Regions from separate parts of the Mus musculus genome. Here region 1 is linked to region 2. The links are chromatin loops, found by intact Hi-C in ENCODE. Cell type or tissue: gastrocnemius. All regions are shown on one strand. Links, peaks and the distances in the headings refer to the core of each region. The heading gives the core; the rest is flanking DNA. Region 1 has its middle 55 kb from the start of Olfm4. Region 2 holds the start of Pcdh8 (protocadherin 8).

Evidence for each region. Peaks named below come from ENCODE experiments on the same cell type or tissue, not always from the same donor. Only the 100,000 strongest peaks of a DNase experiment are listed, where the experiment ranks them.
Region 1: it touches region 2 in a loop (2.1-fold over the local background); 2 of 42 quality-filtered maps call a loop at or near these places.

Annotation. Positions count from the first base shown.
Region 1 is chr14:80,047,978-80,062,848 of GRCm38, reverse strand. No RefSeq gene overlaps it. Among named protein-coding and RNA genes, the nearest start is that of Olfm4, 55 kb to the right of the region's middle. In gastrocnemius, for the core only: no CTCF peak of the experiment used is centred there; no DNase peak of the experiment used is centred there.
Region 2 is chr14:79,762,308-79,777,178 of GRCm38, reverse strand. Pcdh8 (protocadherin 8) reads left to right here and starts at 5,867. Exons shown (of 3, transcript NM_021543.4): 1 at 5,867-8,682; 2 at 8,858-9,068; 3 at 9,432-10,407. The coding sequence starts at 6,058. The coding sequence ends at 9,808. It overlaps Gm9748 (predicted gene 9748), which reads right to left and starts at 7,271. Exons shown (of 2, transcript NR_154550.1): 1 at 6,978-7,271; 2 at 4,437-4,782. In gastrocnemius, for the core only: a CTCF peak has its summit at 7,346 (motif pointing left); DNase peaks (open chromatin) are centred at 6,911, 7,312, 8,017, 8,515 and 2 more places; H3K4me3 peaks cover 1,249 bases.

The sequences.
Region 1 (14,871 bases), core at 5,137-10,136, 290 kb before region 2:
AAGGAGCATGGACCTCCAGAAGTCTTTGAGTCACACAAATTATCAGAAATGGTAGAAGCTAATACACACACACTCACACACACACATACACACACGTACATATATATGTATATATGGTAAAGTAATATATATATATGGTAATATACAGATATATCCATATATATATATATATATATACATATATATATATATATATATATATGATAAGTAAGGTAGAGTAAGGTAGGGAGCTCCACTGGGCAGATCCAAATTCAACATGAACCGAAGGTCTCTCAATGTCATAAGCCTAAGGAACAGATTTTCTCAATCCTATGAGTGTTTTGTGGGGCTATAGAAGCATCACAAGAACTGCATTAGGCAAGACCCACCCCCACGCCTGCACTCCCACTCCGGTGAGACGCTGCATCGAGCAACCCTCTCAGAAGTAGAGGAAGATGTCATGGAGAGAAAGAAGTGAGAGATACTGTCTGGGAAGATGCAGACAACCACTGTAAGAGCTATGGGTGATTTCATCTCATCCTTCTTGTTCCCCTGACACTAAACATCTAGTGTAAAAGGTCATCTTCCAAAGTTAAGCTAGTAAATGACATGTGTTCTAAATAACTCCAAAACAGATAAGGATTATGTGGCTATTTGAGGAACTTTGGGCAGTTACAGAGACCCATGAATATCAGGGCACAGTTTTTCAACCAAGAAATATGCTTGATTGCTTAGATCAGGGTTTAAAATATTCTCTAGGAGCTGAGAAGTATATTCTAAGAGGTAATTAGAATGGGTTGAAATACAGGGCTATAAATGGGGGACTGGCACAATTTTATAAGAAACAGATCATAACTCAACATTCTAATGACTTTTTCTCTGGAGAAGGTCAGCAAAGCTATTAACTAGGGAAGGGGGCATACGGAGTTCTCCATCCCCAAATGTGACTGAACTTTGAACAAAGTACCTCGGTCAGGATTCTTTCTTTAATTATCTGGGCTGACTGCCTTTTTTCCAACTACAAATGCTGAGAGAGCTAAATGGGCAGTTGGGCTTCCCTGTGCCCTTCTGCTCTTCACTAGTTCTCTTCCCCCAAAAGGAACAAGAATAAAGATGCTGACATGTTGATTTTGTGTAGGCATCGTAGCCAAAAATAGACTCATTCTTGCAAAAAATTAAAGTCCCCCCAGACCCAGGTAGAATTTTCTACACTGAAAATAAGAGATAAGGTTTACCAGTGGTATCCCCAATCAGCATGGTCCCTGTCATAAGAGCTGGTCAAATGCACCAGCGTGTGTAATGTGGCCACCATAGAGTTTCAAAGATGAGTCCCACTTCATCTTCTGCACATCTTGAATCACATTTACTTCCCCATTGCTGCCTAGTATTGTTAGTACATATATCCACTATATACCCACACACATTAGGTTTAATTTATGGTTAGAGAATTGCTTTTGTTTCCCTGAACCCCTATCGTTTGAGCTTCAATGGATTCCCTAGAGCTTCTACAATAAACTTTTTTTTTTTAATTAAAAAAATTGTGACCTAGAAAGGTATGGTTGTGAACCTTTGTAATCCTGGCACTTGACAGGCTGAGACAGGAAAACTGAGAGATGGAGGGCAGCTGGAGATACAGAATGAAGCCCTACCTAGGACAAAACAGCTACAGACTAGAAGTTTGGAAGGTCTTGATCGTCTTCTGGACTCTACTAGTCATCAGTTGGCCTTGGGGGAAGTGGGTGATCAGGATTTTTTTCTCTACACAACTTTAACGTCTCTAGACAAGCAGCGTCTGCTCTGTTCTTTGGTCCCTCTTGGGTTCACTTTAGACTTAACTCCTATAGTGCTTGAGGATGTAGCCCACGTGATGGAGTTTAGCATGTGTGAGACTCTGCATTTGATCCCCAGCATTAGGTAATGGATTTTTGTTTAAAGCTCTTGTTGCTCCCAGCTTTCAGAAATTGTAAGATTAATGATTAGTGTCATCTGACTTAGCTCTTTAGAGCAATGGTACTCCTAGCCTGCAACACCTTGGTCAAGGAGCTCACTCCCATATCCTGCTTCAGAGTCATCTCAGGTCCCTCTGTTTCCTGACCCCCCTGTCCATGGACACTATGGGTCATACTCTGATGATGATTCTTTATAACCAAGATATTAATACATTTTCATAATTACTCGTCAAAGATATTTATCACCGAATGCCAGAAGAATGCTTTTCAAGCCTCCTGCCGTTAAGCATGCTAAAGGTTAAGGTCTCCAGTAAACTGTGATTAGGAAAAAAAAATCAACGAAATAACTGTATAATCACGAGCTATATTTAGCAAGCTAGATTTGCACAGTCACCTGGCATTTCTGCCCTGCAGCCTTCTTCAACACCTCAGGAAGTCTCCTGGCCAGGACAGGATACTTTGCCAGCCCAGCACCTGGAGTACAGCTACAAGCCCAAAATATCTCACCATTTCCCACAATAAAAGGGAATCCAATGAGGAGGAAGGGAGAGGGAGAGACAGAGGTGGGAGGGGGAGGGGAGACGTAGAGAGGAAGAGGGAGGGGGAGGGGAGATCAGAGAGGGGGTGGGGAGGCAGAGGGAGGGGAGAGGGGGAGGGAGAGAAGAAAGAAATAAAGAAAAAATGTACTATAAAATGGTTTAGATGACATAGTACGAGTTCATAAAGCAAAACTGTTATTATATAAACTTGAAGCCAGTCTTGTTTGTCCCTTCCAATTGGTGTGAGATACAGACCGGCTCTTTCCATTATGCAGGACCCAGTACCAAGCACTTGAGGATGGCAGAGAAGTTGTGGCCTTTTCTCTCTCTTGTTTGTCTGTCTCCATTAGTTCCCTTTTTTAAACTTCTAATGTCACTCTGTTCTTTGCCCCCACAAATAGGATACTTGTTAGGAAGACTGCCATTCATAACTTAGGGTACTCTGACAAAATAATAGCTAATGCTGATTGCAAAAGATGGAGTAGGAACTGTATACAGTGCACCGTGTGTATTAATTCAAGTCTCAAAAGAAAATCTGAGGTGGAGAGAGGGGAAGAAAGGTCCATGCCTATCACACAGCCAGTAAGAACCCATTACTCTGAACCATTTTCAGGAGTCTGGAGTAGTGTGAATGTTGAGTCCAGCCCTTTAGAAGCATCTATAGATTCTGTCTATACTTCAACTGCCCCTCTGCAACTAGCAGAAGAAAGAAAGAAAAATGGACCAACTGGTCTTCAGAGAGAGGGAAGCTGAGAGAGAAACTCACTAGAATTGTCAACCTCTTTTCTACACTTTTTTCAATTACACCCTGAGAGAGGAGTGAGGGCTGTAGACAGAGCTGATTTCCATTACGTCAGCACTAGCTACCCTCAGTCTCGTGAGTAGAATGTCTTGGTGGGAACGTCACTGAATATAGAGGTTCAGAGCTCAGACAGAACTGGGACAACTGAAAATAGAGCAACAGCCCAGGTATCAGTTTCCCTAATCGCCAAAGCCCTTCTCACATCTAATTTACACAGTGCAGTATTCCCTGGAAAGAAAGGGTGGACAGGGGAAGACTTATAGCACAACCTGAAGTAATCTGGCAGCCTATTACCATCTCTGACTGTCAGCTCTTTTTGCCCAAAGCAGAGAGAGGTCCCCCAAGGGAAGCAGACACGCTATGGAGGACTGGGACTCGTATCTTCAGCTCCGTCAGGCAAGCCTAAAATATGTTTAAGGGTAAATGGAAAAAAGATGAATCTGTGAAAACGTCCTTCCAGCAAGCACAAACCATTTGGATATCCATTTCCTCGCTTGTCTTCAAAATCCCTTAATTTAGTTGTGCATTGTACGCCTTCGGTCTGTGTGCCTATCTAATCGAGTGGAAGGCTTAAGAAGGTCTACAAACTGGGGTACGTGTGTGTGTGTGTGTGTGTGTGTGTGTGTGTGTGTGTGTGTATGAGACAGAGAGAGAGAGAGAGAAAGAGAGAGAGAGAGAGAGAATATGATTCATGCTAGAAGCCAGTTGGAGAGTTCATTCATATATATATACATGTGTGTGTGTCTAAGTAACAGGGTTTCTTTCTCTTTTCTTCCTCCCTCCCCCTTTCCCTCTCTAGCTCCTTTTTCTTCCTTCCTTCCTCCCTCCCTCCCTCCCTTTCTCCTCCCCCTTCCTTCCTGTCCTTGACAGGGTCTCATTCAAACTCACAATGCTCTTCCCTCTGCTGGGATTGCATCACACTCAGCTCTGAACTGTTTTCCATAGAGCAGAGGATCAATGCCCTCCTCACAGTTTGCATCCTGACTCAGCATAATCTTATTTGGGGCAGCCTCAGACTCTTGACAGAGCACAGTGGTCAATAGGAAAATCCTGGAGCTTATCTGTCACACTGGGCTTTCAACCCAGTTCTCTAAGTAACAAGCTGTGGGGTTTCTGGGGGCATCCTAGGCAACCTCTACCTGGTGTAACATCTGTAAAGTGTAACATCTGTAACCTGGTGTAACATCTGTAAAGTGTGAATGATCGTACTTGTGCCTACAGATTGGGGTTCTTCTAAGTGTGAAGTGCCAGCAAAAGTTCCATGACTCAGGTGACAGCAGATGCTGGCGAGGATGTGGAGAAAGAGGAACACTCCTCCATTGCTGGTGGGACTGCAAGCTTGTACAACCACTCTGGTAATCAGTTTGGTGGTTCCTCAGAAAATTGGACATAGTTCTACCAGAAGATCTAGCAATACCTCTACTGGGCAAATACCCAGAAGATGCTCCAACATGTAATTAGGACACATGCTCCACTATGTTCATAGCAGCCTTATTTATAATAGCCAGAAGCTGGAAAGAACCCAGATATCCCTCAACAGAGGAATAGACACAGAAAATGTGGTACATTTACACAATGGAGTACTACTCAGCTATTAAAAACAATGAGTCTATGAAATTCTTGGGCAAATGGATGGATCTGGAGGGTATCATCTTGAGTGAGGTAACCCAATTACAAAAGAACACACATGATATGTACTCACTGATAAGTGGATATTAGCCCAGAATCTCAGAATCCTTCTTAGAAGGGGGAACAAAATACCCATGGAAGGAGTTATAGAAACAAAGTTCAGAGCAGAGTCTGAAAGAATGACCATCCAGAGACTGCCCCACTTGGGGATCCACCCCATAAGCAACCACCAAACCCAGACACTATGGCAGATGCCAACAAGAGCTTGCTGACAGGAGCCTGATATAGCTGTCTTCTGAAGGCCTTTGCCAGTGTGTCGCGCCCGCTCTCGACCAGCAAGAACGACGCGACCACCAGTCCTTCTAACAGCAGTTTATTCAGTCCTGATTCTTCTTGTTTATATCTCCCCCGAACCCTGAGCCTCTCACTCCTTTTATACTCTCTCTCATCCACGCACCGCAGGCCACGCCCCCTCGCCAGTCACGAGGCTTTAGCTAATCAGGGCAGCAGGGGCAAATCTCCACCAAATTGGATTCACCTGTATCCTGGTACACCTGCGCAGCACTCAAGATGTTTGTGTCTTATATGAGGAAGTCAGGTGCAAGTCATATGACTTAGCTGCAGTCCCTGGCGCCTTTGGGACTGCCGCCACACCCGCTCCCCACACCAGTGCCTGGCAAATACAGAAGTGGATGCTCACAATCATCCACTGGACAGAGCACAAGGTTCCCAATGAAGGAGCTAGAGAAAATACCCAAGGAGCTGAAGGGGTCTGAAGCCCCATAGGAGGAACATCAATGAGAACTAACCAGTACTCCCAGAGATCCTTGGAACTAAACCACCAACCAAAGAAAACACATGGTGGAACATGTGGCTCTAGCTGTATATGTAGCTAAGGATGGCCTAGTAGGTCATAAATGGGAGGCGAGGCCCTAGGTCCTGGGAAGGTTCTATGCCCCAGTATAGGGGAAGGCCAGGACTGGGAATGGGAGTAGGTGGGTTGGGGAGCAGGGCAAGGGGGGAGGGTTAGGGGTTTTTCGGAGAGAAAACTAGGAAAGGGGATAACATTTGAAATGTAAATAAAGAAAATATCTAATAAAAAAAAATCAACTAACCAAAGACTGGTGCTATTAGCAGTTGATGGCTAACAATAAAAGAAAAGTTCCATGAATGCTAGCTGTTAGCTTTCTATAGCTACAGAGGGGCCTACCAAGCTGTTCCTACCCCCAGCTCAGTCCTAATTCTGCTTCTTCTTGGGTTCCCACAAGAGGCCCCAAATGCTGGCATTGCAGAATGCAGACACCCAGTTAAAATGGAAGACTTGCAGGCATCCTAGCTGCTGACAGTCAGAAGTTACAAGGTCCCTGGGAGAGACTGGCACTTCGTTAGGCTTTCTTGCTGGTATAACTGAAAATGGAAAAAGTTGCCCGGAGCATCTTGTGATCAGAACACATATTCTTCATTCATTCGCCACACATTCATTAAGCACATTTTAAAAATAATAGCCAACATTGCATAAACATTTCCCGAGTAAATGCTGTGCTAAGTGCTTTCCATTCCCCCTTCATTCACATCAGCGCTGGAAGGCAGGTAATGCCATTCTTTAGGTTTGTGCACAAGAAGGAAGGGGAACACGCCTTGGGTCATACAATAAACAGCACAGCTACAATTCAACCCTGGCGAAACTCAGCTTTTCAATACTCTGCCATTTTCCTGTGTCAAAGAACTTAGCCTCCAGATCCATGCAGACAGAAGAGTCAAGGTAGCCTGTGGCATCGTGCCCTCTCCCTTATCTGTGAAGCTGGAGGATCTCCATCTCATCTGCTTTCTCACTGACTCATGGGAAAATCCCCAGGCTTTAGTCCACACATTGAATCCAGAAGAGAATAACGTTGGTAAAGCATTGCTATTTAAATACACAAACTCTAGCGTGCATCATAGACTCTGCATGCAACCCCCCTGTTTGCTCTCAGCCACCACAGTCAGACAGAAGGTAGAAAGAGAGAGTACCTTGTTTTCAAGCTATTCAGATGTAATTGTGCTAAAGATTGTCTGGGGCGTGCCTGTCTCAGGCATTTGTAACATTTTGGGCTGTTTCAAGGAAAGACTTTTTTTTTTTCTTTTAAGAGATGAATTAAATCATTTGTTTGTTATTATTAGCAGTGAGCATTTTATCAATTGAATAATAAAGCTACACAAGAAGTAAAGATAATGTAATTACAGAATATTCAGGAGGTCTCTAAAATTATTCATATTGACACCACATTAAATATGTAGCTCCTTAGCACCCCTCACCACTAAACACACAAAGACACACACACACACACACACACACACACAGAGAGAGAGAGAGAGAGAGAGAGAGAGAGAGAGAGAGAGAGAGAGAAACACAAGGATACCTTGCTTGGTGATTTATCTATATATTCTCATTCAAACTCAATGAAAGTTATGTTGCTAGTACTCCATGCAGTGCTTTGAAAACTTGTATTAAAGACAAAACAACAAACAAACAAAGAAAAACAAAGAAACAAGCCATAGAGCAAATCTTCTGCTTAAAAGCATTTTTAATGCAGAGGGTCCCCTGAACCCAATGTTGGTCAGTCTCTTAACCTCCTAAGGATAGCATGGAAGGTGCAGTAGGCACTATGACTCACAGTGTCCATGCTGGAGAATGAAACTGCTCCCTGCCCTTCTCAGAGAGCACAAGGCATCTCTGCCCTCTCCCAGGCTGCTGGGATGTGAGTAGGCAGTATCTGCCCAGGCTCTGCCCTCTGGAGCCCACTCCTTACCAGCAGCTCTGTCAAAACCACTCTTCACCAGTGGTTAAACAGCAGTGTTGGCAGTAGCAGCATCCTGGAGAAGAGCAACTGTAGCTCTGTTGGTAAAGTGCTTACTATGAAAAGCATGAAGACCTGAGATCAATTCCAGAAACCATGTAAAAAAAAAAGTTAGGCATGACTACACACTTTAATCACAGTGTTGCTATAGTGGAAATAGATTTAGCCTTGTGGCTCATTGGCCTGCCAGACTAGCCTACTCAATATGCTTCAGGACCAGGAAGGAGGAGGAGGAGGAGGAGGAGGAGGAGGAAGAAGAGAGAGAGAGAGAGAGAGAGAGAGAGAGAGAGAGAGAGAGAGAGAGAGAGAACATGAGTGCAAACTACAAATGGCACCTGAGGAATGACACCTGAACTTCTCCTCTGGCCTCCATACATGGCACATATAAGGGCATACACACTCATACACAAATGTACACACATCCCTTACCCACTACACCACTGACAGGTGGCAAGCTGAGAGCATAAAATATGCCAGTTGCTGTATTAGGGCCACTTTTGAGACTTTGTTTTTTACAATTTTGCATCTACCAGATGGTGGAAAGAGAACTAACATATTAGGACTATTGCGAGATGAAAGGCACAGAGGTCTTTGGTAAATACTCAGTGTAAGACTCAGCTCACATTGACTACATATTCTGTATTTCGTCTTCTTTTCCTAGTGGAGTTAAGCTTTGAAATGACCAGCGGAAGAGCATAGGCAGTAGCAGCTGTCTGGAAAGGGTGGAACTGAAGGAAGAGTGAGATGTGACCCGGAGGATCAGCACGTGGCTCACCCAAAGCTAGCAATAGGAAGGAAAATTTGTGCAAGCTAAGTGGGTGTTGGTCTTCCTTGTGAGACTGTTGTCCCTACTGTTCATAGGGCCTCCTCTCTATCAGGTCCTTGTAACAAAGCAGAGACCTAGCCATGATGTCTCTTGACAATTATACTAATAAGTCAGAAGTCAAAAAATAAATAACATAAGGGCTGAAAAGGTGTCTGAGCATTTAATAGCACTTCCTGCTCTTCCAGAAGACGGAATTTGGTTCCCAGCACCCACACTGGGCAGTTCATAACTGCCTGTAACTCCAGCTCCAGAGAATCTAGAACTTTCTTCTGAAAACATTGCACTCATGTACACAAACTCATGCACAGACAACACACAGACACAATTTTTTTAGTTAAATAAAATAGTGAAAAATCAAGACACCTGATTTACACAATGCATTTTCTCCATCTTCAGAAGGTGGTACCCTAGGAGAGTATTGTCCTCACTTGCTGCCCTTGAGCCTCCAGATGGATATACCATTAAGCCCCTGCCAACTCAGAGAACTCTCCTGAATCTCCATACCAGAGATGGTCAAGCCCGCCAGCTCGCAGCACATATCATCCATCACTGTTCCTCCTCAGTGAGGGGAGACTTAGTTTCCATACAGATATCAACTACTAGTCAATCAAAGTTGAAACAGTGTGGGATTCAAGATCTGGATTCCTCATTTAGTCCTGACAACTCAGGAAACTTTCCTGAATCTACATAATAAAGATGGTCAAGCCTAGTCTATATGCTGCCATACTTCCCTGCTCTATTTACAGCAGACAGCATTAGCCACCCAAACTTCCCCTCCCCAGTGAGGAAAGACCTAGTTTCCTACTCAGATATCAACTACCAATCAGTCAAAGTTGAACCATCGTGTGATTCATGATCTGGATTATTCAGTCATTATCCAAGAAGCTGAAGTGCACAGAAGGGCAGACATTCCTTTGCCTGCCTGCCAAGAACCCAACCTCTGAGCTTTGATTTATCCCCAGAGCCACTTGTGTCAAGAGAGATGGCATGTGCCACAGAGGTGTTTTTCTATACTTATCAACTCAAGATTACACATTTATGTGAAAGCCAATAAGAGATGGACCCTCATCTCCAGGCTCTCCAGGAGTTACCATGGCACAAGTTAAAGATGGGTGTCTTCTTCATGCTGACATAATTCTACTCTGACGTCATCCTCACTAGAAACATAGAAAAAAATGCAAACCACTAGCTGAGTTATTTGTAAGACTGGGATGTCACTAAGTTAGCAGAGTGCTTACCCAGCATGCAAAAAGCCCTGGACTAGATCCTCAACACTACATAAACCAGATGCTAACACATGCCTATAACCCCAGCACTCTAGAGGTAGAAGCAGAGAGATCAGAAGTTCAAGATCATAATTGATTATGGATCAAGTTCAAGACCAGCCTAGGATACCTGAGACCCTATCTTTAACAGAAAACAAAAAAATAAGGCTTATGTTGTGCTTCTTACTTTTTTTCCACAAAGTTCCACAAAGAGAAACATTTTTGTCCCTCAAACTAACCAACTCCTGTCTATGAATATGAAGATTTTTCTGGTTGGGATACAGTCCTATCAAGGTCCAGAAGATAGAGGAAAGAGTTCTTTCTGACTTTGTTCCCCACTTTCCGCTAGAAGGGAAACACTAATTAGTAATAATTCATGTCACTAAGATTGACACCAGCTCTGAGATGTGTGTATCCTTTTACAAATAACAGGACTAGGCTTCAGAGAGATTAAAATCCTTTGCCGAAGTCACACAGTTAGTAATGGACTTGAATCAAAGGGTAGAATGTTATCGCTTTTAATTCCAAACTCTTGTTGTCCATGTGACAAATCCTGCAAAGTCATGTTCAAAGCTAGGCTGGCCTAAACCAAGACTGTATTGTCCCATTCTTGCCCTTAGGACATACAAGTAAATGTTTGATCCCTAAAAGGCAACAATCACATTGCTTATATAATAAAGTTTTGTGGAACAGAAACAACTGAGTGTTGGGTTCTCAATGACCCAGGAAGATGAGCTTGATATAGTATCAATATATATTCATATATATTCTCTCAGACCCCAAATTGATGCTGAAAAACAGACAAATGACAGCAATGGCTTTGGCCCATTTCTCCAAGGTAGTTAAATCTAACTACAACAAATCCATCAGTATGTTTGTGAATACCACCTCTTCCTTTCACTTGCATGTGTCTCAGCCACTGTCAAAAATCTCTAGACGTGCTGCAGTAGCGTAACTTAGGCCCCTCCTTCACTGTGTTCCAGAATCTGCTCCATATAGCCACCCAACTCCCTCTGTGAAAGGTACAATAACTTTTCATCGCTCGTTGGAATAAAGTCTGGCTGCTGCTGCTGCTTATAGAATTCTACCCTGTGGGCTTCTGACTTCTCTCCTCATCTTTAATTTACCCATTTTTAAAATCCATTTTATGTATGTTTATTCATACCGAACATTTACTTGGAGAAGCGCATATTTTTCTTGTGTTATTTTTATAACCTAGCATCTATAGAACTGCCTGGTTTATACTCACTGCTCAAAACTGTCTGTTGACTTTATAAATGAACATTATCTGTAACACGTAAATGAACATAAACTCCCTCCCAACATTGCTTTCTGGATGGCTTGGTTTGAAGAACGTGAGGGGTGTAATAGCCTAGAAACAAGTCTTGGATCAGGCATTCCATTGCTGTTTCCATTAACAGCATGAGCCTAGAAAGATCCTCAGTCTCAGGTTCCTTATGTATGAGTGTTGACTGCATCATGGACAGATAAGTTGATGCCATTCACACATCAAATGGCATTGGATGACTATTGTATACCAGGCACTGTCCTTGGCACTGATTGTGACAACCTCAATGAGATACATTCCCTGCCTAGGGCTTAACTCAGGATGAAAAGAGTATATAAATAAGTCACAACTGTCTACTGTGTGGTCCAAAAGAAAGCCAACGGAAAGACAAGATGACACAATGGAGCAAGAAGTCAGCTCATCTGAGGTATGGAATGGACACTATTCTTGAACTAGTTGTGATGATCAATAGGCTATCCCCGCACAGTAGGGTCATGCTAGTGTGTGGACCATGCAAAAGTGTGGCAGTGAATATGCATGGAATAGGAAGTTGTTCAACATCACTGGTTATAAAGTATGAAGTGGAAATGGGGTTGGACAGGCATCCTTGTCCATGAAGTGTAAAACTTTATGCTAGGCTAAGGAGTCCCGTAAGAAAAGGGCTTTAACCAGTAGCCAACATCAAAGTAAATGGTGAGAAGCTGGAAGCAATCCCACTAAAATCAGGGACTAGACAAGGCTGTCCACTTTCTCCCTACCTATTCAACATTGTACTTGAAGTCCTAGCCAGAGCAATTACACAACAAAAGGAGATCAAGGGGATAAAAATTGGAAAGGAAGAAGTCAAAATATCACTTTTTGCAGATGATATGATAGTATATATATAAGTGACCCTAAAAATTCCACCAGAGAACTCCTAAGCCTGATAAACAGCTTCAGTGAAGTAGCTGGATATAAAATTAACTCACACAAGTCAATAGCCTTTCTGTACACAAAGGATAAACAGGCTGAGAAAGAAATTAGGGAAACAACACCTTTCTCAATAGTCACAAATAATATAAAATATCTTGGCGTGACTCTAACTAAGGAAGTGAAAGATCTGTATAATAAGAACTTCAAGTCTCTGAAGAAAGAAATTAAAGAAGATCTCAGAAGATGGAAAAATCTCCCATGCTCATGGATTGGCAGGATCAACAATGTAAAAATGGCTATCTTGCCAAAAGCAATCTACAGATTCAATGCAATCCCCATCAAAATTCCAACTCAATTCTTCAACAAATTAGAAAGAGCAATCTGCAAATTCATTTGGAATAACAAAAAACCTAGGATAGCAAAAACTCTTCTCAAAGATAAAAGAACCTCTGGTGGAATCACCATGCCTGACCTAAAGCTTTACTACAGAGCAATTGTGATAAAAACTGCATGGTACTGGTATAATGACAGACAAGTAGACCAATGGAATAGAATTGAAGACCCAGAAATGAACCCACACACCTATGGTCACTTGATCTTTGACAAGGGAGCTAAAACCATCCAGTGGAAAAAAGACAGCATTTTCAAAAAATGGTGCTGGCACAACTGGTGGTTATCATGTAGAAAAATGCGAATTGATCCATTCCTATCTCCTTGTACTAAGGTCAAATCTAAGTGTATTAAGGAACTCCACATAAAACCAGAGACACTGGAATTTATAGAGGAGAAAGTGGGGAAAAGCCTCGAAGATATGGGTACAGGGAAAAAATTCCTGAATAGAACAGCAATAGCTTGTGCTGTAAGATCGAGAATCGATAAATGGGACCTCATAACGTTGCAAAGCTTCTGCAAGGCAAAAGACACCGTCAATAGGACAAAAAGACCACCAACAGATTGGGAAAGGATCTTTACCTATCCTAAATCAGGGGACTAATATCTAATATATATAAGGAACTCAAGAAGGTGGACTCCAGAAAATCAAATAACCCCATTAAAAATGGGGCTCAGAGCTGAACAAAGAATTCTCACCTAAGGATTACCGAATGGCAGAGAAGCACCTGAAAAAAATGTTCAACATCCTTAATCATCAGGGAAATGCAAATCAAAACAACCCTGAGATTCTACCTCACACCAGTCAGAATGGCTAAGATGAAAATTTCAGGTGACAGCAAATGCTGGCGAGGATGTGGAGAAAGAGGAACACTCCTCCATTGTTGGTGGGATTGCAAGCTTTTACAACCACTCTGGAAATCAGTCTGGCGGTTCCTCAGAAAATTGGACATAGTACTACCGGAGGATCCAGCAATACCTCTCCTGGGCATATATCCAGAAGATGCCCCAACGGGTAAGAAGGACACATGCTCCACTATGTTCATAGCAGCCTTATTTATAATAGCCAGAAGCTAGAAAGAACCCAGATGCCCCTCAACAGAGGAATGGATACAAAAAAATGTGGTACATTTACACAATGGAGTACTACTCAGCTATTAAAAAGAATGAATTTATGAAATTCCTAGGCAAATGGATGGACCTGGAGGGCATCATCCTGAGTGATGTAACACATTCACAAAGGAACTCACACAATATGTACTCATTGATAAGTGGATATTAGCCCAGAAACTTAGGATACCCAAAATATAAGATACAATTTGCTAAACGCATGAAACTCAGAAGAACGAAGACCAAAGTGTGGACACTTTGCCCCTTCTTAGAATTGGGAACAAAACACCCATGGAAGGAGTTACAGAGACAAAGTTTGGAGCTGTGACAAAAGGATGGACCATCTAGAGACTGCCATATCTGGGGATCCATCCCATAATCAGCTTCCAAACGCTGACACCATTGCATACACTAACAAGATTTTGCTGAAAGGACCCTGATATAGCTGTCTCTTGTGAGACTATGCCGGGGCCTAGCAAACAGAAGTGGATGCTCACAGTCAGCTATTGGATGGATAACATGGCCCCCAATGGAGGAGCTAGAGAAAGTACCCAAGGAGCTAAAGGGATCTGCAACCCTATAGGGGGAACAACATTATGAACTAACCAGTACCCCGGAGCTCTTGACTCTAGCTGCATATGTATCCTAGTCGGCCATCAATGGAAAGAGAGGCCCATTGGACTTGCAAACTTTATATGTCCCAGTACAGGGGAATGCCAGGGCCAAAAAGTGGGAGTAGGTGGTTAGGGTAATGGGGGGGAGGGTATGGGGGACTTTTGGGATAGCATTGGAAATGTAAATGAGGAAAATACCTAAAAAAAATATTAAAAAAAAAAAAAGAAAAGGGCTTTAAATGAAGTCAAACCAAAGAGTGTCCTTCAGGGAAAAAAAAAAATCATTCTAAGAGTTGCCTGGAGGGTGGCATAGGAGAAAACAGCAGAAATAATCAGAGAGTAAACTGTGACAATAATATGGACAAGCAGGCTTCATTTAGTCTCTGAGAGATGGCAACATAGAGCTCGTAGGACCATTGAGGACTGTGGGGTGCCTTCATTTCAAAACAGCTGGACATTCCAGGCATAGGTCACTAAAAAATAACATTTTCTATGTTGTTTATTCACCTTGTCACTGATAAATAACAGCATATTGAAAGAGGTATTTAGGAACAAATATTCAAAATCTGCTTCTAAACCCTAGAGTCTATTCCCTGTGCGAACATCTAAGTGTGATAGATTGTGGTCCCCGTCTTTTTTTGTTTTTGCATGGTCACAGAAGCTGTGACCCCTACAATGGATCTATCATTCCTCTATCTCCTCTCAGGTGTGAGGAAAGCCAGTTATGATGG
Region 2 (14,871 bases), core at 5,236-10,235:
TAGAAGATGATGCAAAGACTATGGAGGAGTTCTGTTTACTGGCTTGTTCCTTATGGCTTGTTTAGCCTGCTTTCTTATAGAACCTAAGACCATCATCTTAGAGGTTGGCACCACCCACAATGAGCTGGTCCCTCCAATTTCACTCACTAATTAAGAAAATGATCTACAGACTTGCCTACAGCTCAATCTATGGGCCTTCTCAATTTCTCAACTGACATTTCTTCCTATCAGATGACTCTAGCTTGTGTCAAGTTGCCATAAAAACTAGCCAGTATGTCGATCTTGATTACCTGTTTGAAATTATAGATAAGAAATTTCTCTACTCTCTTCTCAAAACCATTTATTTATATTGTAACAAGTTTTTTTTTTTAATTTCTGTTCTCATAGCACATGTCACAAAACTGAGACTTAATAGAGGATGAGGATATAATTGCCTTTGTCACCTGAAAATTCACAATCTGAGAGGTCAACACTGAAATACCACAAAACGTGACTGTGTTTAGAGACAGGACCTCTAAAGAAGAAATTAAAATCAGAAGAAGTTATCAGGGACTGCTCATGCATGTAGAGAGAAGACAACATAAGATCATGTGAAAAGGCAGCCATCTGCAAGCCAAGGAGAGAAACCTTAGATCTTGGACTTGGTCGTGGGCTTATTGCCTCCAAAGGTATAAGAAAGTACATTGTCTGTTATTTTAGCCACTTGGTGGGCAGTGTTTTATTGTGCCAACTCCAGCAGGTAAAGGCCAAGAGGAAACACATGACCAAGCATTTTTCAGAGGTTGATTCTGAATAGTCCCAGGAGATTACCTGCTGTTCTGTAGAATCCTAAAAAACTAAAGTCTCTTATTCATCAGGGGTTGCTGCTTGTCAAATGACTATGTGTAGTTGGTTTCAATGATGATAGATGACCTCTGTGGAACTAAGTAGGGGAAAGGTTGACTTATATTTTTAGTTATGGTCTAATTTCAACTATAGAAGACCTTCAAATGACGAGAGAGCATGGAAATTACTCAAATTTATAGAGGAATTTTAATCCAGCAATATGGTTGCTTGGACAAGAAATTGCATCCAAAGATATGATGTGGCTGGAATGCAAACACACGCTGGTTTACAGTAGGAAGATCTGGCTAGAATACAGACACACCCTTAGTACACACCTTCCATCCCTAACAATGAAGATAAGGTTGGTTTGTAAAAGGAAAGAGCTATGTTTGAAAGTGACATCTAATTGAGGGGCAGACAGAGTGACAAATCAGAGAAAGATTTGACAGAGTCAGAGATAAGATACGCCCGACTCACAGGAGAACAGCAGAGGAAGAGAGGCCACTTAGGAGCAGTGAAGGGGCAGAGAGCGATGATGGGAGATGGGTGGTGTGTGTATTTGACGGTTTTACCAGGAAAATTTTACAGGGACAGGTTAACAAAGAGAACAAACCAGACACAGCTGAAGACAGAGCAAACCAGAGAATTCGAAGGAGCCAGAAGACTAGAACACACTGCCAATGTTAGTATGAAGCCAGGCAGAGCAATTCAGTCAGAAGCTAAGAGAAGACAGATGTAACCAGTCATCTTGGATGATTAGCTTGTATGGAGGCTAGAAGCCTTCGGCCTACGGATAGTTAGAACAGAGACGGAAACTCTCTGAGCTCAGCCCAGGCACCTATTCACACAGCTCTCACTTATTTCCATAGAATTGAAAGCAAAGAAGCAGACCAGAAATACATGTGTTTCTTTCTCCCTTCCTTCTATCTCCTTTCTCCTTTTCTTTCCTAAACAAACCCCTCACCTAAAAAAGTGACTATTGCATAGTCTCTGATATTTTTTCCCCAGTGACTTGAAGGGAAATAACCTGTGTTCATAGCCAACTGATAGTATATCATCTTACACAGTTCTCCAGACAGTCTTGACAGGTTCCATTATCCTGCCCCTTTTCATAGATGAAGTGACTTAGGACACAAAGAGATCAGGTAATGTGCTCAGATCGGGTAATAACGCATGTCAGTGGTTTCTCAACGATGAGATTGGAACCCAAGGATAGCAGTTTCCTATGACAAAGACCATGTGCTACTTCCTGCCAGGTAAAGTGTATCCCCAGGGTTTCCCACCACACAAAGCATGCAGAAGGCTTGGTCACCAAGACAGTGGACCAGAGTTTCAGAACATCTGGCATTGGGATAAATCCAAAACCATCCTTTAAACAGCACTTACTTTCACCCCAAATTGTCCCACTGCTTGTCTGCTGAGATGTAATTACATTATGCTGTTCTTTGGTTTAGTGTAACATTTAAAACTCATTCTGGCAGGATTGACAACGAGAAAAATCAGAATAAACATTTGGAGTGTACAAAGGAGCTCTGCTGCATTCATTTCTACATGTCAATCCCAGGAAAATTCAGAGATTTGGGAATTCTAAGAGATTTTTGCAAAAGGCAGTTTCGTCTGTTCTTTGCATGGCAGATCACCAGTTACAGGATTCCATGGGAGAGTTATTCAATGGAGTGAGCTTGTAGAGAGAAGAAATCATGGGTCCTGGGTTTTGTTGTTGTTAAAGATAAAATGTTAGAAAATAGTCCCTTTCTCCATCCATCCTTAGAATTACACTTTCCAGCGAAGTCTAGTTCCCTTTCCTGGCAGATATAATCCTAATTAAAAATAAATTACATGCGGTACAGAAATTGAAATGGAAAAGATAATCCTATTACATATGAGACTATATCCTGATTTTTTTTTTCTTTCCGGCTAAACTGTGGGAGATAGCGGATCAGGCTGAGCCCCCCATTGTCGCTGCTTTGAAAACTTTCCTAGAGCCCTAATCCATCACGTGATGCCTGTGTCAATCCGGAGGTCTGCACGCGAGCTTCACAATGCAGGCATTAGACGCGGTGACAGAAACCCAGCTCCGCCGAGCCGGCGACATTTGCATCTCGAGAAAACGCGGCCATTGTGGAGCTGTGTTTGTTCTCAGGATTGCGCGAGACAGTTGCGGGCAAAGTTGCTAAAACCGAGAGAAAGGGGCTCCTTTGAGACCTTTTGGCATGGTAACCAGGCGATCAGGGCAGCTTTTGTGGGTGGATCCGCACGGGGTGGGGGGTGGACTTGCCCCCTCCCATCCCTTTGCGGTCGCCTTCCCCGACTTTCCTCCAGACCTCGCCCCCCTAGACATTTCTTTTCCTCCGGGAGTTGCAGTGACCGCTAACACGCTGCTTTAAATCGTCTTTCCATTATCTGGCGAATGCGGGCGGCCAGCGGGAGCTCCCTGCTCGCGTGCCTTCACACCTGGACCTACAGCCCTGCCAGTCCCGGGAACACTGGCTGCACAGTGCTCCTAGCAGTCCTTCCCCAGCCTGACGATCCACCCCCGACTTCCCCCCACCCCACCCCCCACCCCTCTTTGCTGCCAAGGCTCCTCCTCGGTGGACAATAGTCTTCAAACCTAGGGCTTACCTCCCCAACCGTTTCTGCCGCGGCTGGGCTTCTTGTTTGCCCTTTCTTGCCCTTTTGCTTTTTCCAAGCACTTGCCTTTGGGGGGTGTGGGAGGGAAGAGAGAGAAGGTGACAGGAAGTGCACTTAGCATCCTGCTGAGCTCCCTCGGTGAAACCTGGAATCTCAGGTTGGAGTTCAGCTCCCAGACACTGAGCTGTGAGAGAGTGTGTATTACAGAACCGTGGTCAAATCCCACCTCATGTTCCCTCCAGGTCCAGGCCAACACATTCTCTGCCTTGATAGCACAGTGCCAGAGACAACGAAGGTTCCCAGGTTGGCTGCTGTCCATCACTAAGGTTCCGAACCTGTTTGGGTGTGGGTCTGAGAGAGGCCATAAAGGAAGAGGGAGTGAGCCTGGAAAAGCCAAGAGTCAAGTGTGGGTCCAGGTCAGGGTGGTCTGGGGTTCGAAAAAAGACTGAGCATTCATACAATATTTATCTCTCCACCCAGGGTGAGAGCCAAAACCTAAAATGGCACTAGACAGAGAGAGAGAGAGAGAGAGAGAGAGACAGAGAGAGACAGAGACAGAGAGAGAGACGGAGAGAGAGAAAGACAGAGAGACAGGGAGAATAGAAATTAAGGTTCTGTAGGAGTGTTGCCTTTCTAATGTCTCAGTGGCTTCAGACATCTGGCCTCACTGCCTGCAAATACCAGCACTGGAAGGTGGAAAAGATGAAGGGAGCCCCCAAACTACCCACTGCCCCTCCTCAACCCCATAAAGATTTTTATTTAATGGCTCAGAATGCATTTCCTGCAATCCCAAACATCCCCTATCCCCTCCAGTGCACTGTCCACCCAGTCCTACCTCTCAGGTATTCTCCCTACTCGGGGCAAACCCCTGCTCCTCTTCTGAAAGCGGTCCAAATGAGTCTGAAGGGAAGAGACCTGCAAAAGGCCCTTACAGAAGGAACATGGTCCAGATTCCGAAGAATAGAGGCCCAATGCAACATGCTTAGCAAACTCATTGTCTTTATTTCTCCAAGTGTGTGACTTGTGTTTGTAACTCTCCCTTCTTCCTGTGTATTTACATCGCCTGTTCAATAGAGTCCTTCGGTAAGAATCAATAAGAATCAGTCTTGTTCCAGGTTGGCACAACCTGTCCTTCAGCTCCGGGAGTGGAGATACCTGGATACCTACGGAGGCATCTCGAGGACCCCAGCCAGGGAAAGTGGTAATGCTGAAGTTCTACGGTTTCATAGGCAGATGGCTAAGTTACCCCAGGTTCCTGCCAGGTTTCAACGTCACGCTGTGATTTTGTTCTTCTGGAACAGGGCGAGTGTTGCTTCCAGAGAGGCCCTATTAGAACAGAAAGCAAATCCTCTAAATAGGCGGAACAAGGCATCAGGAGGAAAACGATCTCTAAATGCACTTTAGTAGGAACCCGGTATTGTGTGGGATTCAGCGCCCATCACCGTTTAGCCTGAGAGTTATGGCACGGATTGAGGGTGAATAGAGAGGCATAATGGAGACATGTGGCGTTTGCTCATTATATTCAAGTTAGCCCAACTCTACTGTGGAAACTGTTCAACTTTCTCTCCCCCTCTAGCTTGTCATAGTGAAATAATACAGACATCGGGGCCTCCAATGGGATCGCCTGCCACGCCATTCTATTTCCACTACTAACGAGGGCTTCATAAGCCTTTGATACAGTCTGATCTTTGAAACCTTTCCAAATCTCCTCAAGCTTATGCTAAATCCTATTTGGAACTTTATTTTTCCTTGCCTGCTAGCACCTAGGGCTTAAGGAAGCCATTTGAACAGTGACATGCATACTAACGTGTATCGCAGGGCTCTTTTCTGAAAGGCAAGTGGCACCGGTGCTCACACGAGCAAAACACAATTGCGTACACAAATGTGAATAAAATCAGTTTTGCTCTACCCTTCACTCTTCTTCATCGACAGGTTATTCCCCACACCGGTGGGAAGCTGAGGGAGGAGGCGAACAGAGAGCCTCGCTCCCCAGAGCAAGTTTTGAAGCCTTTAAAATGCAAAATAAAGGGGCGGATGGGGGGTAGGATGTGAGACCCGGAGCTTCTGAAGAGAAACCCAGCTTGTTCGGGCTTAGTACCCGCAGCGGCGGGCAGAAGAGACCGGGTGCCTGGCACCCAATTTCCAAAAATCATCAGCTTCGTTTACTTCAGAGCCCAGTGCTAACTCATTGCAAGCAAGGTGCTAACAGAAAATGGGAGCAGGAGTTTTTAAAACAAAGGAAAGATTCCCTCATTTTCCTTCCCTGTTTTCTCCTCTAAGCCTTTCCACATTAAAGGGATTGTCGGTGGTTGGCGGAGGAGCGGCGCTGTGGCTAAGCGACCATTGGCTGGCCCCTTCCAGTGATTTGCATATCGGCAGCTATAAAGACGGAGGCGGCGCTCGCCAGCGCAGCTCCAGCCCAGGGAAAGGAGGCGGAGGCGCCGAGTGAGGGTGGGTCTGCGCGTCCTCCGAGCCAGCCCGAGCCGGAGCTGCAGCTTTTCCCGCACGGGGCTCGCAGAGCCTGGGACTCACGCTCCGATCTGCACGCCGGGGAAGACTCTTTAGGTTAGCCTTTCGGAATAGCAGTTGGGGATTGGCGATATGAGTCCTGCGAAGCGCTGGGGCAGCCCTTGCCTTTTCCCCTTGCAGCTATTTAGTCTCTGCTGGGTGCTCTCAGTGGCCCAGAGCAAGACAGTCCGATACAGCACGTTCGAAGAGGATGCCCCTGGCACAGTCATCGGAACCCTTGCAGAAGACCTGCACATGAAAGTGTCTGGAGACACAAGCTTCCGCCTGATGAAGCAATTCAACAGCTCTCTGCTCCGGGTACGCGAGGGCGACGGGCAGCTGACCGTCGGGGATGCGGGCCTGGACCGTGAGCGTCTGTGTGGCCCGTCCCCACAGTGCGTGCTGGCCTTCGATGTTGTCAGCTTCTCGCAGGAACAGTTCCGCCTGGTGCACGTGGAGGTGGAGGTGAGGGATGTAAACGACCACGCGCCCCGCTTTCCCCGAGCCCAGATCCCGGTGGAGGTCTCAGAGAGCGCTCCGGTAGGCACACGCATCCCCCTGGAGGTGCCCGTGGACGAGGACGTGGGTGCCAACGGGCTGCAGAGTGTACGCCTAGCCGAGCCTCACAGCCCCTTCCGCGTGGAGCTGCAGACGCGCGCGGACGGTGCCCAGTGTGCGGACCTGGTGCTGCTACAGGAGTTGGACCGCGAGAGCCAGGCCTCCTACAGCCTGGAGCTGGTGGCTCAGGATGGCGGGCGACCGCCGCGTTCCGCCACAGCAGCCCTCAGCGTGCGTGTGCTAGATGCCAATGACCACAGCCCGGCCTTCCCACAGGGTGCCGTGGCAGAGGTGGAATTGGCCGAGGACGCACCTGTGGGATCGCTGCTGCTCGACCTGGACGCTGCCGATCCCGACGAAGGTCCCAACGGCGACGTTGTGTTCACCTTCGGCGCCCGCACCCCTCCCGAAGCCCGCCACCTCTTCCGGCTCGACCCGCGCTCTGGCCGCCTCACCTTGGCTGGGCAGGTGGACTACGAGCGCCAGGACACCTACGAGCTGGACGTGCGGGCTCAAGACCGAGGTCCAGGGCCCCGGACAGCCACCTGCAAGGTTATCGTGCGCATCCGAGACGTCAACGACAACGCTCCTGAAATTTCTATCACTCCTCTGGCCGCCCCGGGGGCTCCAGCCACCTCGCCCTTCGCCGCCGCCGCCGCTGCCGCCGCACTCGGAGGAGCGGACGCGGCCTCGTCGACTGGGTCCGGGACACAGGAAGCCGGTATCACCTCGCTGGTGCCAGAGGGGGCGGCGCGCGAGAGTCTAGTGGCGCTGGTCAGCACCTCGGACAGGGACTCGGGCGCCAACGGGCAGGTGCGCTGCGCCCTCTACGGGCACGAGCACTTTAGGCTGCAGCCGGCCTATGCTGGCAGCTACCTGGTGGTGACCGCTGCATCTCTGGACCGGGAGCGCATCGCGGAGTACAACCTGACGCTGGTGGCCGAAGACCGTGGCACACCCCCTCTTCGCACCGTCAGGCCCTACACCGTGCGAGTGGGGGACGAGAACGACAACGCACCGATCTTCACCAAGCCAGTCTATGAGGTGTCGGTCCGCGAAAACAACCCTCCAGGCGCCTACCTGGCCACAGTGGCAGCCCGCGACCCTGACGTGGGTCGCAACGGTCAAGTCACCTACCGCCTGGTAGAGGCCGAAGTGGGCCGCTCTGGGGAAGCCGTGTCCACTTACGTCTCAGTAGACCCGGCTACCGGAGCCATCTACGCTCTCCGTAGTTTTGACTATGAGACTCTGCGCCAGCTTGACGTGCGTGTCCAGGCCAGCGACGGCGGTTCCCCTCAGCTTTCCAGCAATGCTCTGGTGCAAGTGCGGGTGCTGGACCAGAATGATCATTCTCCGATCCTTGTGCATCCGGCGCCGGCTAATGGCTCCCTAGAAGTAGCGGTCCCTGGACGTTCCACCAAGGACACAGCTGTGGCGCGCATCCAGGCCCGGGATGCTGACGAAGGAGCCAACGGGGAACTGGCCTTTGATCTGCTGCAGCAGGAGCCACGCGAGGCCTTCTCCATAGGCCGCCACACGGGGGAGATCATGCTTACTGGAGACCTCTCGCAGGAGCCTCCTGGCCGCGTGTTCAAGGCCCTGCTGGTCATATCCGACGGCGGCCGTCCCCCTCTCACCACCACTGCAACCGTCAGTTTCGTGGTAACAGCCGGGGGCGGGTCAGCTGTGCCTGCCAGCTCCGGGAGCCCAGAGCACTCCCGGCCACCCGGCTCTCGCCTCGCGCCGTCGGGGCCTTCGCTGCAGTGGGACACGCCGCTGATCGTCATCATCGTGTTAGCCGGGAGCTGCACGCTGCTGCTTGCAGCCATCATCGCCATCGCCACCACCTGCAACCGCCGCAAGAAGGAGGTGCGCAAAGGGGGGGCCCTCCGGGAAGAGCGGCCCGGGGCGGCGGGCGGCGGAGCCTCGGCCCCTGGCTCCCCGGATGAAACCGCCAGGGGAACTGGGCCCAGGCCCAACATGTTCGACGTGCTCACCTTCCCTGGCAGCGGCAAAGCGCCCTTTGGCAGCCCCGCGGCCGACGCGCCCCCGCCCGCGGTCGCCGCGGCCGAAGTGCCGGGCTCGGAGGGCGGCAGCGCCACTGGGGAAAGCGCCTGTCACTTCGAGGGGCAGCAGCGGCTCCGAGGCGCGCACGCCGAGGTGAGGCCTTCCTTCGGCTGGGCGCCCCCCTCCGTGCTCTGCGGACAGGCTGGGAGAAGGGAAACCGGAGGGGTAAGGGTGGGCTCTCACAGGGAGATGTTTAACCTGTCGCACTTGCTTTTTTGTGTCCTGTCCAACCCTCACACCTTCCCCCCTCCCCCATTCCCTGCTGCAGCCTTACGGTGCCTCTCCAGGCTTCGGGAAGGAGCCTGCTGCGCCCCCTGTTGCAGTCTGGAAGGGTCATTCATTCAACACCATCTCGGGCCGAGAAGCTGAGAAGTTCAGTGGGAAAGACAGCGGCAAAGGAGACAGTGATTTCAATGACAGTGACTCGGACATCAGCGGGGACGCTTTGAAAAAAGACCTCATCAACCACATGCAGAGTGGTAAGGATGCTTCTCCCCAGGCCAGTCCGGTGGTCCACCCTCCCTTGCCAACTTCTTGCCTGCTCAAAACCTCTGTTCCCAGTCCCTCTCCTTCATCCCTCTCTTCAATACTCCAGTCCCAGCCGGACCCCATTCCCTTTAAATGCGATGCTAGCCGTGGAAGGAGGGTATTCTATTCATCGTTTTGTGTTGTTGTTGTTGCTGCTGCTGCTGCTCTCCCAGCAAAGGAGCTACACTTTGCATTATGTCAAGTTATCTTCATGGAAAGCATGTGCCATCCTCTCCAGCTGCCCTGACCCCGTTGACATTGTGCAGCCTTAGAATACTAACCTCAGGAATTTCTTTTCTTCCCCCCCCCCCCAGGACTGTGGGCGTGTACTGCTGAGTGCAAGATCCTAGGTCATTCTGATCGCTGCTGGAGCCCATCCTGTGCCGGACCCAACGTACACCCCCCTCCTCACCCACCAGCCCAGATGTCAACCTTCTGTAAGAGCACGTCCCTGCCTCGGGATCCTCTGCGCAGGGACAATTACTATCAGGCCCAGCTCCCCAAGACAGTAGGGTTGCAGAGCGTCTATGAGAAAGTACTGCATAGAGACTATGACAGGACAGTCACTTTACTCTCCCCTCCCCGTCCAGGAAGGCTCCCAGACCTGCAGGAGATTGGAGTACCCCTCTATGAATCCCCTCCTGGTAGCAGATACGTGTCCCCGAAGAAGGGAATCAATGAAAATGTGTAATCTTATCCTGCATGTCTTCACACACATATACAGGTCACCCTGACACGTCCCTAAGTTATTGACCGGTTTCAGTGTTGTATATATAAATATGCAAGATGTGCCTTAAAATGAAGTTGTTGGAAGCTATTTCCAATCACATTGGTACTGTTTGGTATTTGCAAACAAAAAAAATGTAGTTAATGTAATTTTTATGAAATGTGTGCAGTATTTAATTTTTCTTATCATGCTATTGGCTTTAATTTCATTTGTGGCTTGCAATTTTCTTAGTGTTTTTAACCTGTACATTGTGTAATGTAATGTTTGTATATACTGAAATTTTGTTATATTTTTATATATTAAAAGCTAAGTGGAAGTTACTGCCAAAGGAATTGTCTGTAAGACAAAAAACAAAATGTGTTGGAATTGCTCATTGGGATTTTATCTTTCACCAGAAACAACCTAATGTTTGAGAAGTTTTTGCCTTGCCAAGTCTAACAACTTGTAGATCTTGAGTCTGTGGTAGATTTCAAGTTACTGTTATTTAATTACATTCGGTTCTCTGTAAGCTCTGTCACTTATAAGCACAGTAATAAAGGATTCGTCATGTATTTGAAGAATCTGCTAATTGCTTCTCATAGAGTTGCCTGAAGTCAGATATTCACAAATAATTTCAGTACCAGAATTAAACCTCCTTTCAAGAGCTAATTATTCGGGCATTGTTGGTGCTTCTGGGGACACCAAGCCTGTGGGATTTGGGGTATTGCAAAATCTTGCCCAACAACTAAAAACATTTGTTGACTTTGTAAAAATATTTATGACTCCGTATGCATCTGCTGCTATGCAAAGTTCCTGCCCTCTCTTACCCCTTCCACAAACAGCTATTGAGCATTTACTAAAAAGTGGGGGAAGGCTATATTTGAGCCGTTCATCCACGAATTAAGCAAACATTTGTAGAGATTTTACCAGAGCCCAGTAATTCCTTCAGGAGCTGGGGCTTGAGGTAAAGATGATCCAAAACTGCTTATTAAGATGGTGTACCGAAAAGATACACAAATAGGATGGAGACAGAGTACAGTGCTGGGATGCTTTCTCTGACTGAGTTTGAGTCCCCTGCACTGCAGGGGGGAAAAAAGGATGAGGGAACATATACATTGAAGATGAAGTGACACATATCTGGGATTTGCTTTAACATGTTCCAAAACAAAAGAAAACAAAACCACGGAACTGTATGAAAACAAGATTGATAAACTATTACTGATAATCGTCAATGGTGGTATGGGCACACGTGGGTATGAAGAGGGTCGCTTTGGAAGGTTTAAAACAGCCATTGAGTCAGACCTGGTGGCACTCACCTCTCATCCCAGTACTTGGAAGATGGAGGCAGAAGATCAGGAGTTCAAGGCCAGCCTGGGCTACATGCCTTCAAAATGCAAAAGATAAAAAAAAAAAAAATGAGCCCATCTAGGTCAAAGCCTTGTGTGCATTCCATTTAAAATTAAAATGAAGATAATAATGAGATTTGGCATTTCCTGAGGAAGCTTTTCTATATGCAAAGCTCTTTACAGAGAGTTCTGTGAGAATTAAATTCTCTTCTACCTCCATGCCATAGGAACTATGGCTAACTCTATTTTTGCAAATAAGAGACTGAAGCATAAGCAAGTTAGACAAAGCATTGCTCATCATACAGCTAATAAGAATCCAGGGTGAGAGTGAACTCAGATCGCTCAACAAAGGGAAGCGATGAGGGGGAAAGCTTGTAGAATGTTTATTGATGTGAAAGAAACAAAGTTAGGAGGAAGGGTCCAATGTCTTGCCTTTACTGCTTGATTATTATTTAGCTCTTTATATTTGTAAGCGTCTGTGTTCCTTTATTACTAATTATAGAGTGAAACACACTAATGAATAGAGCATCCCTCAAAGCTGCCTGTTGAAGTCATAATTGAAGGCATTGTTAGCTCCAAGCTGAACAGCAGGTCAGGCACATGGTGCTTCACCACCCACTGCCTGTGCAAAGTTCAGCGGTTTCTGCCAGCAACTGAGCTGTGCATGCACCTGACAGGCTGGCTGCCCAGCTCTCAGGGTCTAAAAGCAAACACCGATGTTTGTCAGTTACCAACCATCTCCCTAGCCAGGAAAACTCAGCTCTAGAAGATAGCTCGCCAGGTAGATATCCCATAATAATGGAGCTTTATTCTTGGTCCGTCCTATCAAGGGCAGAGCAGAAGATTCTAGAAGCAGACTGTCTCTGTATTTGCTGATTGGAGCATTCAAAACAGAAACAATGAGGGCCGGCAAGATGGCTCAGTGGATAGAGAGGCTTGCCACCAAATCTGAGTTTGATCCCAATCCCCATCTCATCTGATGAAGAGATCTGACTCCTGAAAGTTGCTGTGTGACCCCCACCATCACCATATGCAACCTAACATGTCTATGCGCCAACACACAAAACCCATCGGTAAGTATAACTTTTAAATTTTCAAAAGAAAAGAGTAGAAACATCATTTTATTTTGAAATGTGCAGGTTATTTTTATTTCTCCAAAAATTTGAGATTCAAAAACTCTATAAATTTTATTATCGTATTCTTTCCTTGAGAAAGGACTGTTTAGAAGACCATGTTTTTACAAAGCAAACATGCAACTAAAATGATTTAGATTGAAAAGAAGAAAAGGATCTATTCTAAGGGCCAGCAAGAGGATGGTTTTTCTCTAGAAATGTCTACTAAATGTAACTAAAATGACATTTTAAAGGGAATGTATTGTTTTGTTGTGTTAAATGAGATAATATATGTGCAGAACATTCATCACAAAGCCTGGTCTGGAGTGATGTCCCACTACACACTGCCTGTCCTACTTCCTCTTGGCTGTATCCTTTGGAACAAGACTCTTCTGTTACTCTCAACCCAACCCAACCCACAAAGGAAGAGGTAGACCTAGGGCATCCCGCCTTGCTGTGACTCAGTTTTGCTCATCACCAAGTAGACCAGAGGACCCCCCCCCCTCACCCCTGTATAACCAACAGTTTATAAACAAGTATGGCTGAAGCAAACGTCAAATACAAACTCACAAACCTTTCAGGTTGTGCCTGGAACTGAAATATCTCTCTGAAGGTGGAAGCTTGCTGACAGTGAGCACCAGGACAGGCAATGGCCCTGGGGGAAGAAGGTCGCCATGAAAGAAAGCTAAACCAGACATTACCTCTTTGATATCTTTGTTTGTGGATCCATTGGCATGGGTGTCCTAAACTTCTTCCTATAATAAAATACCCATCAAAGAAACCACTTCTGAAAATTAAAATGTAAGTGGTTTCAACATCTATTGAAAAATGCATTCTGAAATAGAGCAAAAACAGGATGCATGTCTCCAAATGCAAAGATATATGCCTATGGAGATTATATATATATATATATATATATATATATATATATATATATATATAATCAGGATGAGTTCTGTGCTATAATTAGCTAACTATCTGGCTTATTGCACTTGGCAAATATAAGCTCTTATCATCTAAAAATTCCATTTTAGAAAGCAAGCATATTCACTTTAGTACTGAACTCAGCAACAACAGTATAATTGGAATGCAGTAAGTTTTGAGAGCAAACCGAAGCAGAGTAAGGCGATACTCGATGGACCGCTGGGCTCGGCAACAACTCAGAAGAGACCTCAAAATGCCATCCTGATTTTTCAATAGCTTTGCAGTAACTCAAAGAGTATTTATTGTTCCCTTTCCTCACTGGAAGACAAACTGCAATGGAACTCACCAACAGAATCAAAACCAACTTATAAGTGAACAGCAGACAAGAGGAGGCACCAAGCCATCTTACCAGTTCAACCCTCATGTTAAATCCGCTCCTTCAGCGGGGGAGGGGGCTTCACTTATTATCAGAATTAAGACTCCTTCCACAAAACCTCCTTAATTTTTTTCAACATGTCAAACTGAAACCTGAACAGTATAACACAGAAATAGGAAAAAAAAAAACAAACAAACAAACAAACAAAAAAACCCACTTGCTAACCCAACCTGTCTGGATTGCCCACACCTCAGCATATCCAAATGAAAATCCTCTCCTCTGCTCTGACACCATTCATCCCAAATTACCCCCACAGCCTTTGCATAAAACTCAGTAAATGGAAGTGCTAACTCAAAGCTATCCACATTGTTTTCATACCTCTCTTTTGATTTTTTAAAGGTTTTAGACATGGGTTCTGTGCTTTAATTATTACCTTCCCATCCCTCTCCCTCCCAACTCCAGCTCCTCCTGTGTCTCCCACACTCCCTCTAGAATTTATGACCTTTTTGCCCCTTCTTCTGCTGTATTTGCTATGTATATGCAAGTATATGCATATCTAAATACAACCTGCTGAGCCCATTAAGTGTGTGCCTGTGTATATGGGTTTAGGGCTGGCCACTTGGGATTGAAAAGCCTGACAGGGGGCTGATCCGTAGAAAAGACTAATTTGCCTTCCCTTGCCAGCCATTTATTTCTGGTAGCTATTCTGGTAATAGCCCCCTATTTCTTGCTCCTATTATCCAATCTCCCTTTTTAAAATTACATTTATTTGTTTGTTTTATATGTGTGCATGTGCACACCACAGCACACATATGGAGACTGGAGGACAGCTTTCAGGAATCTGCTCTCTCTTCCCACCATGTTGGTCCCTGGGGATTAAATTAAGGTTGTTGTCTGGCTTACTGGCAAGCACCTTTTACCAGCTGAGCCACCTTATTGGTCCTAATAACCAATCTCTCATCAAGACCTACTGGTTCTACCTTATAAAACGTATTTAATTATCCTGTTGCTCTGCTATGGAAGATACAATGATCTACCCGTATCCTTGCTGCTGATGTCTGAGTCCATATCAGATGCTGTTGTCTCTTTCAGTTGAGCTTTGATGGTGTCAAGATTTAGACACCCATCACTGTAAGCTTAAGAAATGCCCCTCTCCTGGGCATATATCCAGAAGATGTCCTAACCGGTAAGAAGGACACATGCTCCACTATGTTCATAGCAGCCTTATTTATAATAGCCAGAAGCTGGAAAGAACCCAGATGCCCCTCAATAGAGGAATGGATACAAAAA